Linked DNA regions of Homo sapiens: region 2 is linked to region 1. Evidence: read pairs that join two places in POLR2A ChIA-PET (ENCODE). Cell type or tissue: Panc1. All regions are shown on one strand. Links, peaks and the distances in the headings refer to the core of each region. The heading gives the core; the rest is flanking DNA.

Region 1 (10,602 bases), core at 1,225-9,224:
GGTTGTGAAGTAAGCCATGTGATCAGATGACTGCTTATGAGCCTTGCTTAGCAACCTCATCTGATCAGATCCCATAGCCTCTCCTTTAGGGGTTGCTTTGCCCTGCCAGGCAGATGCCTTCTATATGGCCCTTTCAAGTGTTCCCAAGACGGTTACCTTCCATAGTCTCCATTTAACCCATAGAGCACTCAGCACCTGGCCTCAGACAGGGTATGAAGGTGTAGGCCGCTTCTCTTCACTTTGCTTAGAAGGGAGCTCTAGCTGGCCTCTCATTAGACTTTGTCAGATGAGAATCAGACACCTGTCCTGTGTCCCTGTAAGTCCAGGAAACTCCAGTTCCTCTCAGGGCCCGTGCTGTTGCTGGGGCCCAGAACCTGCCCCAATTTAGCTGGCTCCAGCTGGCTAGGGGTGGGGGACGATGGGAAGGGTGTGGTAGTGGTAAGCTGTCTTACTCCCTTCCTGCCAGACACCCCAGTCTCTATAAGCAGTTATTCTGAAGACTCTCATTTGGCATGCGCTATGGACTGAACGTGTGTCCCCCGCCCCGCCTAAATTCATATGCTGAAACTGTAATCCCTAAGATGATGGTATGAGGAGGTGGAGACTTCAGGAGGTAATTAGGTGGAGCCCTCATGATGGGACTGGTGCCCTTTTAAGAGACAGGAGAGCGCTTGCTTCCTCTCTCTCCACCATGTGAGGACATACCAAGAACTGATTCAGCCTGCACCTGGGTCTTCACTTCCAGCCTCCAAAACTGTGAGAAATAAATTTCTGTTGCCTAAGCCACTCAGCCTATGACATTTTTGTTATGGCAGTCTGAACTAACTAAGGCAATATGAGAATGGGAGAGAAGCGCTCCAGCTACTCTCCCAGGGGGAGGTGGGACAAACATACAAAGAAATCCCTATTAATCTTTGTACTCCTCCTGAATGGAAACTGAAGGAAGGTGAAGTAGATGAGGTTCAAGTCACCTCCTAGCAAATCATACACAGATATTCTAAAACTCTCTTTAAGTTTTGAAACTGGTGCACCATGATAATTCCACTGAACTAATTAATTGTCTCTGGTTGGAAAAATCTCAAAATTGTGAGGTACACGATTTAGAAAGAACAAGGACTATAAATACATTTAAAATATTTTTCCTAACCCTCCATACTAAGATGCAAAAAAATACCAATATTCATCTTCTCTGAAGCATGAATCACCTCAGAATAGCCCACGATGTACACTAATATGTGGAAGTACCTTCATGGGATTTAAATATATTTACCTTTCAATTATAGAATTAAGATGATTTTGGAAAATGGATAAAGAGACATTGAAATGTGGAAAAGTTGAACTCTTACACACTCATGCAAAATAGTTGATTTCCTCTTTTTGGCAATATCCCACCTGCTTTGCCCCTGCAACCCTCTGCATTCCTTGCTGCTGCCACACATGGAGGCATAGATACATGCTCTCACACACACACACACACACACAAACACACAAACACATAGACACACACAGACACATACAGACACATACACAGACACAGACATACAGACACAGACACACACACAGACACATACACAGACATATACACACAGACACATACACAGACACACATACAGACACAGACACACACACACACACACAGACACACACACAGACACAAATACAGACAATACAAACACACATACAGACATATAACATACAGACACACACACAGACACACACACAGACACAAGTACAGACACTGCAGACACACAGACACACATGCAGACACAGACAGACACACACAGACACACAGACACAAATACAGACACTACAAACACATACAGACATATATACAGACACACACAGACACACATAGACACACACACAGACACACAGACACAAGTACAGACACTGCAGACACACAGACACACACGCAGATACATACAGACACAGGCACATACAGACACACACATATACACAGGCACACACAGACACACACAGACACACACAGACACACACAGACACACAGACACATATGGAGACACACATACAGACACACATGCACACACAGACACACAGACATATACACAGACATACAGACACACAGACATATACACAGACACAGGCACACACACATGCACACAGACATACAGACACAGACACATCAGGCACACACGTAGACACATACACACAGATACACACATAGACACATACAGACACACAGACACACATAGACACACACAGAGACACACATACAGACACTTAGACACACCTGTGTATGGGAAAACAAGCCCTTAGTCTTTCCACTTCCTATTTGTCCCCTGACCCTTCTTCTATACCGTATACTCCATTTCAACCTTCCAATGCCGTTTACCATGTTCTGGATCTCCCATGCCTTGTAAATCCTGACAACATTTGTGTGTCTTTTGTCCTAGACCTTTGGGCTTCACTTTCTACTCACTGCCAAGAAAAAGTAATTCCCGATAGTGTTCTTGTTGGGGGTAAAAAGACATTCTTATGTGGTATCTCTCAGGCACCAAATGTACACCTTCTTTGCTCTCTTCAGTTCACACCACATAGACAAGCCTATAAAGAATTCCTTCTAGGAGGTTATTTGACATCTATTGAATTGGTTTTGGGGGCTCAGCCAAAAATAAGATAACGGAAAAATTTTATTTCATACCCTATTATATAGTAAATATTGTCCAGATTTAATAAACGATGTTTCTATTCTTTGCAAGTAGAATTATTTATCAGTAAATCCTAAGTGGCTTTTTAAAAATGACTAGAGTTTCCTGGAGACTAAAGCTTTCACACAAGTTTAATTTTAAAGCTTTTCATTATTTTCTTTGTCTTCATTAGTCTTTAAGCAGCAAGTTCTCATTATAAACTAAACCATGCAAAGCGTGTAATATACAAGACACTCCTCCCGCTCCCTTGCAGCCGGAGGCATCCATGAACTTAGTAAAGATTGTTTCAGCAGAAATGCAAAAAGAGTCCATTTTTGGCCTTTGGCTGCAAAAAAGTCCCTTGAATCCTCCCAATTTTTTTTCAGCACTTTCATTGGTTAATTCCTACTCGTTAAAAAAAATTACTTGAGGTAAGACTGCTATACAAAAAGCCATACATAGTTAATGTGTACAACTTAATGAGTTTGGAGATTAGTATATACCCATGAAACCATCACCACAATCTATGGTACAAACCTATTCGTCACCTCCGAAAGTTTCCATCTACCCTCTTCATTTATTATTATTATATTTTTGGTGATAAGAATCCTTAACATGAAAAATACTCTTAGTAGGTTTGTAAGTATACAATACAATATTGTTAGGTTATGCAACATAAAAAATACTACTCATTTTTTATCACTTGGCTCTGGTCTCATCTCTCCATAATGCCTTTGCCAGTTTCTACTAAGTTCTCCTATTTTGACTTGATAGTATTAATGCATACCCTTATCTCGGTACTTCATATGCACCTTGAAATTATCCGTGTTACCTCTTTCTCAGTCCTTACAATGTTCTCGGAAGGAACCATGTCTTACTCTTCTTTGTTACCCCTCTTCCAAAGTGCCTATCACATAGTAGGTGCTCAATAAATGTTTATTGAATAGAGAGAAATAGGTAAGATTAGGATCCATTTCTGATCACATTTTACAAGCAACAAAACTAACGCTCTCCAGGAATGGGCAAACTATTTCAGTAAAGGGCCAGAGAGTAAATATGTTATGCTTTGTTGGCCATCTGGACTCTTTCACAACTACTTAACTCTGCTGTTGTAGCAGGACAGCAGCCATAGACAATCTGTAAATGACTGGGTGCGGCTGTGTTCCAATGAAACTTTATTTACAAAACAGATGGCACACAGATTTGCTTCTAAGGCTCTAGTTTGCAGCTTCTCCTCTACTAAACTAAGAGTGGTTTACTGACTTAGTTTCACATCTAGAGTATATTTGTGTATGGCAAAACTCAAAGTCTTTTTACATAGTTGAATGATAGTATATTGTGGTGGAATAGTAATCTGCTCAATAGTTTGCTAGTGGTCTAAAGATCTGATGTTCAATCAAAGATGTGTAATTTACTACTAAGAGGAAGCAAGTTAAGCCTCACTAATTCTAATGTACTTGTGAGTGGAAAGATACAATGAATATCATGTTAAGAAAATAGTACACGTTTAAGAACAATCTGTTCCCCTATGGTCTCCTAGGTCATCAAGAGAATGGACTCTTTAATGGACAAGAATTATGTGCTCAGTAAAATGGTAATATTGGCTCTGCCTGTCAAAGGAAGCGTTCATTATTCACAGGTGTATATTTATCAGCATCTTCCTGAGTTGATGCCTGTTTCCCAACCATTTCTTGGCATTAAAGACTTCCTCTGGTAGGTCTATCTCCTCACAGGGCTCCATGTGGTCCAGGCTGGATCTTTGCATATATGGCTTTTCCCACCAGGATGTGGGGGTGTTAGAGGATAGATTCCAAGATCTCCAAGGTCCCAAGCAGTCCTCAAATTTATTAGCTATTATCTCTTTTCAAATGCATCTTTTCCATGCGAGCCCCTTTTGGCTTGAAACATTATCTAAGTTTAAATTAGCTGTTTCTTCTCTGACCTCAAGTTGCTGCAACACATATGGCAGGATTATCTTGGCTATTAATCTGATCTCTGTGTAATTCCCTCTCCTTCTGTTTCTTACCTTCAGTGAATCCAGGGGCACCCGTAAACTCTAATCACACATTGATCTAAGCATTTCAGATACTTGCTTGTAAAGACTACCTGAACCTGGGGCTGAGACTGTGAGGAGAAGATGGAAGAGGGGTGATTGGGATATGAGAGAAAAGTGTGGAGGCAACAGATTTTTCGGAGTGAAGCCAGGAAGTAGAAGGAGGACCAGGAAGTAGAAGGAGGACCGGGAAATGGAAGGAGTGCCAGGAAGTGGAAGGAGTCAATGCCACACTGTGCTTGAAATCAACTTGCCCTCAGTGACTCAATGCCCGTGGACAACACACCATCTAAAAGTGTTGGGTCCTTATTTGTCCCCTGAACAGAAGGTAGGCTTCTTGGTTGCCTTGTCAGGGCAGAAAGCGTGGAAGAAAAACATGGTATCCTGGCCTACATGCAGCTGATCAGAACAGCTGGGAATTTCCCTGTGAGATGGAACAACTCTGGACCTACCACTGCTGTTACCCGCACTGCTTCGCCTTTAATGGTTGTTATTTCTCATGGGTTAGTCTTGTTTTTAGTTACTATTTTATGAAGAAATTCCTTCCTCTCAAGGTAGATAGAATAAGATCAACCTCACGGAGTTATTGTGGGGATAAAATAAGAGGACGTGTGGGCCGGGTGCGGTGGGCTCACGTCTGTAATCCCTGTACTTTGGGAGGCTGAGGCGGGTGGAGCACTTGACGTCAGGAATTCGAGACCAGTCTGGCCAACATGGCGAAACCTCGTCTCTGCTAAAAATACAAAAATTAGCTGGGCATGGTGGTGCACACCAGTAATCCCAGCTATTTGGGAGGCTAAGGCAGGAGAATTTCTTGAACCTAGGAGGCAGAGGCTGCAGTGAGCCAAGATTGAGTCTCTGCACTCCAGCCTGGGTGACAGAGCAAGACTCTGTCTCCAAAAAAAAAAAAAAAAAAGCAAGTATGGAATGCCTCTGAAATTATTATGATATTCCAAAATAAAGAATTGTTATATGTTAAAAGCTCCCTGAGGATCAAGTTTTGGACTCCTCTCATCTCACGTAATGACTCATATGACAGCATATCATCAGGATATGGTTTATGAGATTTTCCTGGAATTACATCATATTGATGACACATTTATGCGCCTTTGCAATTACAAAATTCCTCCTATGTTGAATGTTGTTATTCTCCCCTCATGATTCAGTTCAAATGCCTTCTTCTCTTTAACGCCTTTGTCAACATCCCACTTCCTCCAGTCTCCCCAGTGCTCTGCTCATAATTCTCCTATCCACATCACATTGTGTAATGATTGTTTATTTACATGTCTGATTATCCTGCTAGTTTGTGAGCACTTGGAGAAGAGAAAATGCACAGCCTATATTTTATTCATGTCTGTATGCCCAACGTGTGCACCAACTGACAGCATAAGTGCTCCATGTGTATTCAATATTTCCTAAATGTAAAGTTGAGAGTAGTCCTTCAGCTTTGGGATTTTGTTGACGTTCTCAGTGAAACCCAGGTTTGGAACTCTAACAAATATATTTGAATATTTCTCGGGCCTATAAATGCAGCTTGGAACTAAAGACATCTGGTCTACTATAAAAATCTTCTGAATGGTCTCTATTCCTCTATTCATGTTTCCTTTCAATCATTTTCCAATTCCTGCCAAAGAGAATATTCCAAAACAAATCTGTTTATTACTTTTTAATTAAAAGTCTTCAAAGTCTTCCCCTTGCTAAAGGATAAAATTTTTTTTAGGGTGGCATCCAAGACCTTACTTAATTTAATCCTCTCGATCTTCCATGACTTATCTCTTGATGCATCTTCTCCATTCTCCCCTCAGTCCCCCACCAATACACACAACTACCTCACAACCCTGCACTTTCCACCCCACCTACCTGCTTTATAGATGCTGAATTACAAGTAATTATCTAAATGGACCACACTGCAGGAACTTCTGTAGCCATTTTCCATCATTGTCCTGTTCTTTCATTGTTGTTTCTATTTCTTTTTTTATCTCCCTAATTATTTAAACCATATTTTACAGACTTGTTACATTTACTGACTCTCATGGTGGTGGAGATGGATTTTTTCCTAGTGTGCCTGTGTGTGGGTGAGTTTTGTTTTATTTGCTTATTTTATTGTGAGATCATTTTCAGCAGGGGTTGATTCGCTTCCCACTCCCAGGTAGTAGAAGTACCAGTTTTGCCAGTTTCCTAGTGGTTTTATGGGTCCTAGACCAGCTCTATGTTAATGTCCCAGCTTGGGATTTTGATAGCATGGGGACAATATAAATTGGAGCCTTACATGCTTGTGTGCCTTAGGTTTGCAATTTCTCGTTTTTTCCCTACTGAGTCGCGGGTAGATGGCAAACTTCCTTGCTACCTCTCTAGGCTTTTGGGTGGAGTATTTCTAGTTCCTTTTTAACAGATGGGCCTGGCTAAATGTAGAGGATTCAGCTCTAGCTCTCCATGTCAGATCTCACATGGGTCAGTGTCCTTACCCTCTTCCTGCCTGGACATTAAAACTCAGCTGTATTGCTAAGCAGGCCTGACAACCCCGTGAGAGGCTGTTGCATCAGCTCTATTTACTAGCCTGTATTTAATTTCCCTCTTCCTTGCTTAAACCTATGGGTTTGTTTCTGTTTTCTTTTTTCAAGCTCAATCATTTTTCCTTACGCTGTTTTATCTAGCATGTGGGAGAATTGGTGTCAGTGTAGTCCAATAGGTTGTTGGAGGGCCTCTGTGTTACCTGCTGTGGTTATTCCCACGTTCTCCTTTACATGGAAGACTCTGTCATCAAACCAACCCAGACTGCAGGGCAACCTTGCTCTTCATACTCAGCCGAGCATCCCCTTCTCTATTGAACTTTTTTAAACCTTTCTCCAGATTAGAATTAGTCTCTCCCTCACTGGTACTTCCACCACACACTGTTTAGTTTTAAACCGTAAGACCCGTGACGCTGATGTGCTTACATTGTGTTCATGAGTCCTTTTTCCTTCTTGAAGATTATATTTTATTTATCTTTGTGTCCTTAGGGTCCTGCGCTTTGCAGGGTCCATAACAGGTGTTTAATACAAGCCAAATAATGGATGAATGAGTGAATACATAAAATGGGTGGATAATAAGAAATGACAGAATAGTAGCAATAGTAGAATTTCATAGTTCCCCTAGGTCAGGCATGGTGGTGTGCACCTGTAGTCCTTGCTATCCAGTAGGCTGAGGCAGGAGGATCACATGAACCCAGGAGTGCCAGGCTGGAATAAACTATGATTACGCCACTGCACTCCAGCCTGACAACAGAGTGAGACCCTAAAAAGAAGAGAGAAAAGTTCCTCTCTCTCTGTCTTTATGCTGTGTTTCTAGGCCACATCTATAAATAAATTAAGAAAGTCAAATTTAAACTATCTTATCCTGAAAAGAAGTGAAATGTAAGATGTTTATTGAAACTAGCAGCGATCACATCTAGTGCCCCCCATGTGCCAGGCACATTAAATTCACATATCTACTTTTTACAGCAACATTTTGATGTAGGTGCTATGAATATTCTTTTTACACGTGAGGGAAATGAGTCACCAAAAGGTTGAATAACTTGACCAAACTCAAAAATGATAGAGCTGGGATTTGAGCTCAGGTAGTCTGGCTCCAGAGTCTGTATTTTTAACCATAATATTAGATAACCTATCAGTACTAACGAAGAAGACAGAAGGAAGTTTCTGGGTCCATTTTTTTAAAGGAATTATTTGTGAGTTTAAAGTGAATCATTATTTTCTGATGAATATTCAGGTACTTTTTAGAACCCTGCCATGCGGGAAGATAAAAGTCTCACTCAGTAAAATACCTCTAAATTTAACTGATAGGTTTAAAAATCCTTCCACAATTGAACCTAGATTTCAGATGTTGTTATTTAAACACCTTTCTTTCTGTTTCCTTCCTTATTCACAGGAAAAAAAAAAAAAAAGAACAAATACAACCACCTCCTTTTGGTCTTCCTAGAAATATAAGTTGAAGCCTTATTAGAAATCATTTGGTATACATCCCTTTTCCTTAAAATCCGGAAAGCACCACGAATATTTTGAATTTATTTTATTTTATTTTTGAGATGTAATCTCACTCTGTCACCCAGGCTGGAGTGCAGTGGCACAATCTTGGCTCACTGCAACCTCCACCTCTCACGTTCAAGCAATTGTCTCACCTCAGCCTCCCAAGTAGCTGGGACTACAGGCTCCCGCCACCACACCCAGCTAATTTTTGTATTTTTAGCAGACGCAAGGTTTCACCATGTTAGTCAGGGCGGTCTTGAACTCCTGACCTCAAGTGATCCACCTGCCTGGGCCTCCCAAAGTTCTGGGATTGCAGACGTGAGCCACTGGGCCAGGCTATTTTGGATATACTGATAGAAAATCACCCTGCTCATTCATTCTCCTTATCACCGACTGAGAAGTAAGAAGCAAGACATACTGGATGGAGCAAAGCAACAGGCTCCATCTGCCCAGTCATTTTGACTGTCATACTGCCTGCAGGTGGTAACCACAATGCTTATACTTGTGGATGCAGAGGCCCAATAATTCCTGCATTGCAAATATGATCTCATCTCCTATCGAAGCTCCTTTAATGGAATTTTGTGGAGAAGTGATAACCTTCCCTGAATGTAAGAGTGGGCGAAAGAATCTCAAACCACAAGACACATTGACCATAAGCAAAATGGGAATGTGTTTTTGGAGCAGCAGAAACTTTTTACTTAGGATTATTAAAGAATATGCTAAAGAAAGATAAGCAACTTGAGCGGTTACTAAATATACCAAGCATGCATGGGGCTGAGATATGTGGGGTTATGTGCAGCTGAGCAAACAAAATGACTATTTTTGTAGGGACCCTGAGTGTGTGGCGCTTTGGGTTTGATGACGCACCTCACTATTTAAGGAATGCTGGAGAATTATCCTATCTGAAGTCCAGAACAGATTTTTCTCTTCGAGAGAAAATTAGTTTTTTAATGTTTGAATGGACATTGAGTAAAATGTATCATGAAAATATCTAATAATTTACCATGCCACCAAGATGGCACAGCCTCAGAGCCATGCTGAGATCAGAAGAAAATTGAAATAATTGGTAGAGTACAAAGGGCTTCATTTTTCTTTTCCTTTTTGGCAATAAACTGGCTCCATTACAGTGTTAGTGAGTTTCAGAAAATGGATGGTTATTGACATGAGATTACTTGTGAAGCATAGTGTAGATCATTCAGTTGAAAAGGATTGTGTTTTTTTCTTTTTAAGCCCAAAGTACTATATTTAGGTCAATATTTAAACACATGGTAGAACTTATTAAAAGTAGTAAAATTGAAATGTTTGTCACTTAATGAATGATTGGCAACCTTGCTTAAGATATCTTGGCCACGTGTGGGCTCATAAGCAAGATCCTTAAGGTATTTAAAAGGAAATTAGGCTCTCTGCTCCTCCGGTTTGGCAGCCACATTTTCTCATGCAGTGTCAGCCGTGTCCCTGAGACACCATGGTGGAAGTGCAGGTCAGACTAAACGGATTTGGCCATATTGAGTGCCTGGTCACCAAGGCTGCTTTTAACTTTGGGAAGCAGATATTGTTGTCATCAATGATCCTTTCATTGACCTCAACTACATGCTCTGCATATTCCAGTATGATTCCATGGCATTGGCAAGGCTGAGAATGGGAAACTTGTCATCAGTGGAAATCCTATCACCGTGTTCCCGGAGGAAGATCCCACCAAAAGCAAATGGGGTGATGCCAGTGCTCATTATGTTGGGGAGCCCACTGGCATCTTCACTCCCACTCCCATGGAGAAGGCTGGGGCATACTGAGAGTAGGGAGTCAAAATGGTCATCATCTCTGCCCTGTCTGTTGATGACCCCATGTTCGTGATGGGGGTGAACCATGAGAAGTTCAAAAACAGCCTCAAGATCATCAG
Region 2 (10,602 bases), core at 1,604-9,603, 100 kb before region 1:
CTCATTTGTCAAATTAGCATCATAATAATCCCTGTCTTGTTGGTGCCATCTCACAGCACTGTTGGGAGTTCCAATGAGATGAAGTATGAGAAGATGTTTTGCAAACTGTAAAGGAAAACATAAGTATTGTTGGTGGTGTTATTCATCTCCCTGCCTCAGTAGAATAAACTGTAGAATGTTTAGGAGGTCAAATGAAACAGTCAAAAATAATTTTGCAGTGTTCAGTCAGCTCCAATGGTGTGAAAATTAGTCAAAATGAGAAATGCATGAATGCTTTGGTTACAGTCTTGAAGGTCAACTTGAATCTGAATTCAATGTCGGCTGGACCCAAATAATTTTCTAGAATCAGAAAATTCTACTTCCTACTAGGTTGACATTCGTAACCTTCCTGGATCCTATCAGAGAAACCTTGTTCATCATTTCATTTCCAAATTATGAAGACCACCTGGGCCTGACTGAAGATGCTTGTTTCTTCCTCTTCCCTAACGCCCTTTCCACCAGTGCGGACTGCAGGTATGGACATAGGGAAGGGTGGGTAAGTATTAAGTGCTATGAGCTCCGAGGAAGAAGAAATTCCATATATACAACCAGATAGTGCATGTGTGTGTAATGCTTATTTTGTGCCCATTTAATTAATGCCATGATCACTATTCCTTCTAGTAATTAATTTGATTTTCATTAGTAATAGAAAGATAGATCAACTCCTTGAAATCAGAGAGAGCTTTAAAAAATGCTCAGCCAGGAGGTGTTAAGTATTTCACTAAGTGTGAGACTTCTGGCAAAACCCCCATCTCAGCATTCGGTTGTTCTCTTTGTTAACAGTTGTTGGCAGAGATACAGGAATAGATTTTGACCAGCAATTCCATAAGTACTTTACTCTACTGAAATCCATTTTTTGATTTATAAACTGCACATTTAATGTAAATAGCACATTATTCCCCTCGTCACAGAGTTGATATAGTAATGATGAATGTCTATAAGTGATAATTACTCTGCATTTAGGGTTCTCTGCATGATCTCGGCTCACTGCAACCTTATACAAACCTTATACAAACAGTTATATCTCAAGCTGGCCCTAGGCAAAATTGTACAATGGTCTAATAAAGTGTCTTTTACTTATATCTTACGTTCTGCTGCTGCTTCTTATATATATACATAGTGTAGACTCCCAGGAGTGGGATTTCTGGGTCAAAGGGTATGTTGAATTTGTCTTCTGTTATTGTCAGATTGCTCTCCAAGAAGACATTAATCTAGCAATGTGTAGTAGATTTCTCCTGCAAACCCACCAACAAGAGATGTTATCTATTTTTAGAATGTTATGAGTACAATGCTGTATAAAGTGATATGATACTGTGTACTTACTTGCATTTCTGTGACTATTAGTAAATTTGAGCATATTTTTACTTTTCTTCAAGCCTTGTATAACTTTTAACCATTCACGTTTTTTCTTTTACTATCTTCCATTACATCTACAGCAACCAGCCATTTTTCTTTAAACACAAAATTAATCTATTTTCCATAAATAAAAAACACATCCACTATTAGAACATATATTCATATTTCTTTGCCACCATATCCCTCCATCACTCACATCAATTACAATTTTGACTAAAGTCATTAACTTTGAGGTACGTCTACTTTTTCACTTTCTGGAATTTCTATATTCAGATGCTTGGGGGACTAATGCTCTAATGTTCTTATCATCCTGTTGCTCCGTTTTTTATCTCTGTATCTTTTTTTTTTTGAGGCAGGGTCTCTATCTGTTGCCCAGGCTGCAGTACAGTGGCGTGATCTCAGCTCACTGCAACCTCCACCTCCCCAGTTCAAGCAATCCTCTTGCCTCAGTCTCCCAAGTAGCTGGGATTACAGGTGTGTGCCCCCAGGCCCACCTAATTCTTATATTTTTAGTACAGATGGAATTTCACCATGTTGGCCAGGCTGGTCTCAAACTCTTGATCTCAAATGATCCACCCCCGCTCAGTCTCCCAAAGTGTTGGGATTATAGGCATGAGCCACCACACTCGGCCATCTCTGTACCTTTTTGTTCTATTTGCTGGTAGTTCCTAAACTTCATGTCCCACCCCTTCTATTGAATTTTTCATTTCTGCTTTCATGTTCTTAATTGTGAAGAACTTCTTTTTGTTCTCTGAATGTTTCTTTTAAAAATGCTATTCTATTCGTATTTCATGGATGCAATATCTTAAATCTGAACGTATATATTTTAAAAAGAGTTCTCTCACTCTCAGCATTGTCTCTCATTGCTGTTTTTGGTCCCTGTCTTCCATGTAAAAAATGTTCCTTGGGGGCTGGGCGCAGTGGCTCACGGCTGTAATCCCAGCACTTTGGGAGGCTGAGGTGGGCGGATCACAAGGCCAGGAAATCAAGACCATCCTGTCTAATAGGGTGAGACCTCATTTCTACTAAATATACAAAAACTTAGCCAGGCGTGGTGGTGAGTGCCTGTAGTCCCAGCTACTCGGGAGGCTGAGGCAGAAGAATTGCTTGAACCCGGAAGGTGGAGGTTGCAGTGAGCCGAGATCACACCACTGCACTCCAGCCTGGGCGACAGAGCGAGACTCCTTCTCAAAAAAAGAAAAAACAAAACAACAACAACAACAACAACAAAAAACGTTCCTTGGATGTCTCATCATCCTTAGTTGTCTGCTCTTATTTAACAGTGGGGAGCTAAGAGGCTGGCTGGTGTTCTGGGTGTGTCAGGTGGGCTTATGGAGTACAGAGTGACCCCACTGTTTGGATTGGTGAGGAGCTCTATTCCCTACCCCTCCATTGTCCCCCTTCCCACTGCACCACATCAACATGTTTAGATCTATCTTCTTGTCCAAGTCTCTTGAGAAGAATCTTCATCTCTTGCCTGGAGGGTGAGAGCTTGACTGTTTGCATTGTGGATTTTGAGAAGGACTGGAAGTCTACGTGTTTTCACTTAATCCCCCTTAAGTCCAGGCTGGTGTAGGGAGACAGCCTTTCTTCCCCCTTCTCCAAAGAATGAAGCCTAACTCTGGGGTGAGGAAAGGAGGGTGGAGTAGAAAGGGATTGAAGAGTCTGACTGTGTCTTAAACAGATTTCAAACCATCCTTATTTTAGTTTCTCACTTTGCCCCCACTTCCAGAGGCACCTAGTGCCTCCCATTCCTGAGCTTTTTGTGAATACTGTGTTGCAAATCAAGTTGATTCTTCACCTTTCCCATGGATGACTTAAACCCACTGATGTGCTAAGCCAGCTCTCATTCTTATGTCTGCTTTCCAAACCCAGACTTTGTATTGCCTCCTCTCCAATCCTCCACGTCCTTAAAGCTCTGTCTTCTTTCATTGCAAAATCTTTTGTTAGGTCAGGCACGGTGGCTCACACCTGTAATCCCAGCACTTTGGGAGGCCTAGGCGGGAGGATCACCTGACGTCAGGAGATCAAGACCATCCTGGCCAACATGGTGAAACCCCATCTCTACTAAAATACAAAAAAATTAGCCAGGTGTGGTGGCGTGCACCTGTAGTCCCAGCTACTCAAGAGGCTGAGGCAAGGGAATCGCTTGAACCCAGGAGGCAGAGGTTGCAGTGAGCTGAGATCACGCCATTGCACTCCAGCCTGGCGACAGAGCAAGACTCTGTCTCAAAAAATTAAAATAAAATAAAATAAAACATAAAAAAATCTTTCATTATAGTTTTTGGAAGGACTGAAATTAGATGCACTCTTCAATCCTTACAGCAGCAAATTTTTCTTTTATTACTTTGTTTTATGTGTCTTCCTTGCAATTAGTATTAACCTAGGATTTTTTAAAAAACCCACTCTCTGCTTTGTAGTTTAATGATTGATGTATTAGATTTTATCTCATATATCTGACTTTATATTTATTTATTTTATACATTTTTATGTTATTTTCTTTTTTCCCTTTCTTTGGTAGGTTTGATCAAGTTCAGTTTCTTTCTTTTCCCTTGATAATTAGTATATTTTTTCATTCTGTGTTCCCTTCCTGTCTCTCATAATTACATAGATCTTTCTTTATGATTTTTGAAAACAAGATACCAATTATTTCCCTAATCCAGATGTCTTTTAAACTTCATGCTTTCTCCCTCCATCAGAATACATTTCTTCATTCTTCTGCCTTTCCTCCCAGCAAACGAGACCTTTGGAAATTTTTTTTTTTTCTTTTTTTTTGAGATGGAGTCTCACTCTGTTTCCCAGGCTAGAGTGCGCACCACTGCAACCTCTGCCTCCTGGGTTCAAGCGATTCTCCTGTCTCAGCCTCCCGAGTTGCTGAGATTACAGGCCTGTGCCACAACACCCAGCTAATTTTTGTTACTTTTAGTAGAGACGGGTTTTGCCATGTTGGCCAGGCTAGTCTCAAACTCCTCACCCGCCTTGGCCTCCCAAAGTGCTGGGATTACAGGCGTGAGCCACTGCGCCCGGCCCCATTTATCTATATCTTATTTTCTTTTCCTCTTCCTCTGTGCCTTGGAATTTCATTATGATTTAAACTGGCAGGTGGTTTGGATATAGGATTTTTGGATTGTGACCATTTTCTCTCAAAATTCTTTTTCTTCATAATTTCCATCGTGTATATTTTTGCTTTGTGCTTTAAGATATTTATTCTATTAAATATTTTATGCCACTATTTTGGACCTCAACGTGGCCTTCCTTTCTTCCAACTCATGCAATATTAGTTGGGAAATTGTAATTTTTAGCTCCAGACTGACTTCAGACTTGAATTTGGACTTCCTTCACTGTTCTCCCAGAGGCCTTCCCCCATCTCTCTTTCTCTTGGCATGTGTAAATCTGAACAATCCACCTGGTTGCTCGCTCTGTGCTCACTGCGGCTGGAGTGCAGTGGCATGATCTCAGCTCATTGCAACCTCTGCCTCCTGGGCTCAAGCAATTCTTGTGCCAGGCTGGAGTGCAGTGGCACAATCTCAGCTCACTGCAACCTCTGCCTCCCAGGTTCAAGCAATTCTCCTGCCTCAGCCTCCCCTGTAGCTGAGATTACAGGTGTGCCACCATGCCCAGCTAATTTTTGTATTTTTAGTAGAGATGGGGTTTCACCATGTTGGTCAGAGTGGTCTCAATCTCCTGACCTCAGGTGATGATCTGCCTGCCTCGGCCTCCTGAAGTGCTGGGATTACTTGTAGGCATGAGCCACCACGCCCGGCCATATAATGCCTACTTAAGCATCAATTGCTGGCCTGTTCAGTGTTGCTCATATGGTTCTGGTCTGCACTGGGCGAGGGCATTTGGCAATGAGGAAGGAGTGTGCTTGGTTTAGAATAGCAGCTTCTGTGGTTCTTTTTAGAGGTATCATTTCTGCCCAAATCTGGGGTGCCTTTTCATTGATCTATATTTGGGAGTTAAATAAAAGGAGAGTTTTATTCTAATTAATTAAATTAAATTAAATAATTTACTTATTTTTGAGACAGAGTCTTGCTCTGTCACCCAGGCTGGAGTGCAGTGGCGCAATCTCGGCTCTTTGCAATCTCTGCCTCCTGGGTTCCAGAGATTCTCATGTCTCAGCCTCCCAAGTAGCTGGGACTACAGGCATGCGCCACCATGCCTAGCTAAATTTTGTATTTTTAGTAGAGGCAGGGTTTCGCCATGTTGACCAGGCTGGTCTCGAACTCTTGGTCAAAATTGATCTGCCCACCTCGGCATCCCAAAGTGCTGGGATTACGGGTGTGTGCCACCATGCCAGGCCTTATTTTGTTTTTATATTTATTTATTTTTTATTTATTTTTGAGACAGGGCCTTGCTCTGCCACCCAGGCTGGAGGACAGTGGTGCAATCACGGCTCACTGCAACCTCGACCTCTCGAGCTCAATTGATCCTCCCACCTCAGCCTCTCAAGTAGCTGAGTCTACAGGTGTGAGCCACTACACCTGGCTAAGCTTTGTATTTTTTGTAGAGACAGGTTCTTGCTATGTTGCCCAGGCTGGTCTCAAACTCCTGGGCTCAAAAGATCCACCTGCCTTGGCTTCCCAAAGTGCTGGGATTACAGGCATGAGCCACTGCACCTGGCTATGATTTTTAAAATTCAAAAGCAGAGTATAGATGGAAACCTAAATGACGGCAAATAATAATAATAATAAACTCTCAGAGACTGTAGGGTGTAGACCAGGCCCTGGATTAATGGGAATGTCTACATTCCATCCCCTTGAGCTCAAATATTCTAGTCAAAGTGAGTCACCCAAGGTTACTTTCGATAGAAGGTGGGTGTGGAAAGACTTGGACAAGAAAATCTAGGAGCCACAGGAGGCCAGATGCTTCTCTCTACAGGAGACTTGACCTTTGACACAGAGCCCTGAGGAAATCTTGACTGTTTTCTTTAGTATTTGATCCTCAGCTGATGCAAACCATTTATTTATGTTTGCCCATTGGACAGCAGGGGGTTTGGGCTGTTTTCACGTCTATATAAGGCAGTGCAGAGTGCTTCCTTTGATGTGTCCCGCCTCTGCTGTGGCCTCATCATGCCGGGCTAACTTGGTCTTCCCCATGTAGGGCTCTAGATCCCACTCCTAAAAACTCTAATTTGAGGATCAGAGTCTGAAATAGCCCAAAAGGTATCCTGTTTAGCTTGTCATTTAAATAGCTAAGCCCCTGCTACGACCATTTAAAACCATCTCACCTTTCATTTAGCTAAGCAGTTCTTTTTTCAGATTTGGCTTGTTTGTGTTTTTCTCTATTCACTGCAATTCTGCATCTATAAAAAGCATTGATGGAAGGAGGAAAGAGTGAAATCAACATTCTTTTTAGTAGAGGGCCTTAGTTGGAATTGCAGAAATATCAGGGAACTTAGCTATAAAGGCCTCCAGAGTTATCCCTGAGTGCAGGGGGCCAGAGTGGTCACAGTCATGGCCTGGATGTGAAACTTGACTTCAAAAATGACTAGCTTTTTGACCGTAGGCAGGTTATTTGACCTCCCTTTACCTCCATTTCCCCATCTGTAAAACTGGGGTGATAATAGTTCTTGCCTCATAGGTAGGACTGGTTCCATAGCTTCCAGACTCTTGTTCAAATCTCAATGAAATGAAAATGCTGGGCCCCTTGTTCACCTTTCAAGACGGCAGCAGCATAGCATCAAACCAAGTGTGGGACCCCTCTGAGCATGGGCCCTGTGACACTTGCCAGGAAGCTGGCCCTGCTCGCAGGATCACTGTGAGAACTAAATTAATTATTCTATTTAAAGCCCTTAATGTACTACCTGACACATATGCAGTCTATGTAAACATTAATTGAATCTAAAAAATGACAGAGGAGTAATCTGGGAACCAGAGAAATTGTTACTAGCTCAGAGTAACGCAGTGAATTGGTGGTAAAGCGAGCCTTGGATTCGATCTGTTCCGTGGCTTTCTGCATAGTTTACTTATGTATACTCTAGTGGTTTCTTCCGTGAAGCTCTTTCATTGAATCAGCATTTTTGAATGCTTTTCTATATCCCATGTGCAACAGTAAACAGTGGCGACGGGTAGTTCATGAGTTTTGTTTTTATTCGTTATTTCTATTTCCAGTGCTATAGCAGGCTACAATAAATCTTCAGCTATACTAACTCTGTCACTGAACAAGCCATGAGATTCTTACCTTGTTAAGTCACATGAATTTAGAAGAGTCAAGTAAATGACATCTGGGATCTTGGTAGCAACACGTGAAGAAAACTTATAAGTACAAATATTTAAAAAATATAAATGTAAATATAAATGATGGATGAGTTTTCTCGAGTAAAATCAGAGGATGATTTAGATGATCTGAAAGAAGCCTTCTAGCTCTAACATTAGTAACAGAATCACATGGGCCTCAATTCTTTCCTACTGCCCATGTAGCCACAAATGGAAAGATCTCGTTGAAATGACTATTTTTTTTGTTCCTAATGTGTCCTTAAAGAAAATTATTAAAAATATCTCAGGTCAATGACAGATAAAATTTTCCTAAAGTCTTCCTTTAAGAAACCCAAAGAGAGTACAAACTTCTGTCTGTATTCTGATTCATCTTCATTTAGTTTTTCTTGATAAACAGGGAATGTCATTCTTGTTCATTCTGAATTTCAGAATCTAAATTTGGAAAAAGAATACTAAAAGCATGCTAATTAGGCTCTTCAAAGAGTTCTTTAAAAATTTGAATATATAAATAATTTTATCATTCAGGGTGTGAATCAGCTATAGTTAGTCCAAAAAGCTTTTTAAAGCAATATACTTTTTCATGTTCAGGAATGATTTCCTGATATATAAATAACTTCCATTGCCATGGTACTTAGGCCATAAAGGGCCCTGCAGAACACACTTGTCTAATTTGAATTGTTTAGATTAATTTGGCAACTGGTGAAATATCACTTTGATTCTAATTATTGTCATGCTCACCTTGAGTAAGGCTTTTTGTGGTTTAATAATGCATACTCTTATTTCAAACACAAAAGCATCTGTGAAATCTGTCTTAACTATCAATATATTTCTTCTATTTGACATAATTTAATTTAATTTAATATAATTAATATACATTATAAGATCCTTAAATCTCAAAAGAAGATAATCTCCTGTCCTTCACTAGAATTTTTCTGTTCCAGGAAAATGTCATTTTCTATTTGTGGACTCTTCTAGGAAATCTTCATTCCCATTTAGCTGGAGCGGTGATGGAAAGCTATTCCTTCTCTGATGGACTTAACAATGCTATTTCTGTATCTCATTTGTGAGGCTGGGCAGCCATTCATTTGTGGTTAATACTGTAATTCTTAAAATGTATTTTTAAGAAGTGGATAGAAATATCTGATGCTCCATTTTAGTTTGAATGCTATCACTGCTGAAGCACACACAAAACTGTCAGCAAAATGCTGTTTGTATTGGACAACTCCTGTGAATTGAAAGTAGCTAAGCTAAAAAAAGGAAAATTGACAGGTGCCTTATTAGGCCCCAGTGATTAGTCATTTTTGTGTCTGCACAAGTAATTGACACTCACTTCTAAACAAGGATTGTGCATTTGCATGCTTTCAGGAAGAAGTCCTGCTGGGTGATTCTAATCTACTATTTTAGGATGTGATGGCTTAATTTGAAAAATGTTTTTATGAACAAAACATGATCTCTTTCTTGTCACTTTTTTGAATGTCCTCAGGTTTCACAGTGTGATCAGGGACTGAATGGATTTTATTCGGGTACCAAATATCCGATGACTAAATGGGTTTGGCAGTAAAATTGAGGGTTGTGTTGGTAACTACCTTCCACAGGAAGAAGAGATTATCTTTATTCTGTTCTTTTCTTGACGACTGCTGTAAAATGTATTTTTGGTTTGTTACAAACCAGTTGAATCTTTACAGAATTAAAACCAGAGAAGAAATTCTGTGGATAATTATTTTTTTATTCAGGGACTGGCTCCACCTACTACAATTTAGAATTGTAAGAAACTTTAGAGAGTATTAATTTAATTTTTTTAAATTAAAAAAATTTTTTTTGAGACGGACTCTTGCACTGTTGCCCAGGCTGGAGTACAGTGGCATGATCTCAGATCACTGCAACCTCCACCTCCTGGTTCAAGTGATTCTCCTGCCTCAGCCTCCTGAGTAGCTGGGATTACAGGTGCGTGCAACCACACCTGGCTAATTTTTGTATTTTCAGTAGAGACAGCGTTTCACCATGTGGAGCAGGCTGGTCTTGAACTCCTGACCTCAGGTGATTTGCCTGCCTCGGCCTCCCAAAGTGTCTTAACTTTTCTCCATGTGTGTCCCTGACTTTTATGGGTACCTTCCCTATTAGGCACTTGCATCCCAGGTTCAATTTAGTTCCAGAAATATTTACTGAGGCCCTGCTAAGGGCAAGGCACTGATCATGTGTCTTTGGTTGAATTGGGGGTGACAGTGGGATGGTAAATGGAAGCAGCACAATGTGGTACTCAGTGCATTAGCAGGAGAATGAACAAAGGGTTTTGGGAGGACAGGGGTTGAAATGACTACACAGACAAGGTGACAGGAGTGAGGGCCTTGATCTGTGAAGGCACAAAGTTGGCAATGAGGCCATAGTATCTGAAAACACTGAGAGAAGTTCGGTGTGACCCCACTGTAGGGAAGGTGGGAGCATGAGATGAGTATGGAGGAAAGGAGGACAAATTATGAAGGGCTTTGGATGCCAAACTAAAGACGTGATTCTTTAGGCAAGAGTGAGCCAACAAATGGATCTTTAAACATTTTAATTTTTCTTTAAGTTGTGCATGCGCATATGTTAAGGAGTCAAATAGTTCTGCAAGATTTATTACAAAAATCCCAAGAGGGCTCAGCCCTCCTACTTCCCATATTCCCCATTCCAGAGGTAAACACTGTCTAGATGATGGTGCTGGTCTTTACTTCCCACTTTTATGAGATGTGTTTGCATGACTATTTCTTGCTTTTACCAGTCTCGGCCATTATCTATTGGCTTCTCCCCATGGAGGATGAGGATTTGGCTCTCTCCCTGCATCCCCACACCATCCCACACACAAATACCCTTTCTCTGCCACCTCCTTTCCACAGTGTAATTTTTGTTAGATCAACATTCAGTACTGACAATATTAGGCTCGTGTAAATGTATTCACAGCTGAGGCAAATAGTCAACGATGGTTATTTTTACTTTACAGTAGAGTTTCAGCCCT

Evidence for each region. ChIA-PET counts read pairs that join two places held together with the same protein. Peaks named below come from ENCODE experiments on the same cell type or tissue, not always from the same donor. Only the 100,000 strongest peaks of a DNase experiment are listed, where the experiment ranks them.
Region 2: POLR2A ChIA-PET joins it to region 1 with 5 read pairs; 2 of 35 experiments call an interaction of 5 or more read pairs at or near these places.

The regions. Positions count from the first base shown.
Region 1 is chr21:29,212,151-29,222,752 of GRCh38, forward strand. The region is part of intron 1 of LINC00189 (long intergenic non-protein coding RNA 189); the gene reads left to right. It also overlaps the pseudogene GAPDHP14. Among named protein-coding and RNA genes, the nearest start is that of LINC00189, 24 kb to the left of the region's middle. In Panc1, for the core only: no CTCF peak of the experiment used is centred there; a DNase peak (open chromatin) is centred at 5,851.
Region 2 is chr21:29,108,671-29,119,272 of GRCh38, forward strand. It overlaps a transcript of MAP3K7CL not described here. Among named protein-coding and RNA genes, the nearest start is that of MAP3K7CL, 17 kb to the right of the region's middle. In Panc1, for the core only: no CTCF peak of the experiment used is centred there; no DNase peak of the experiment used is centred there.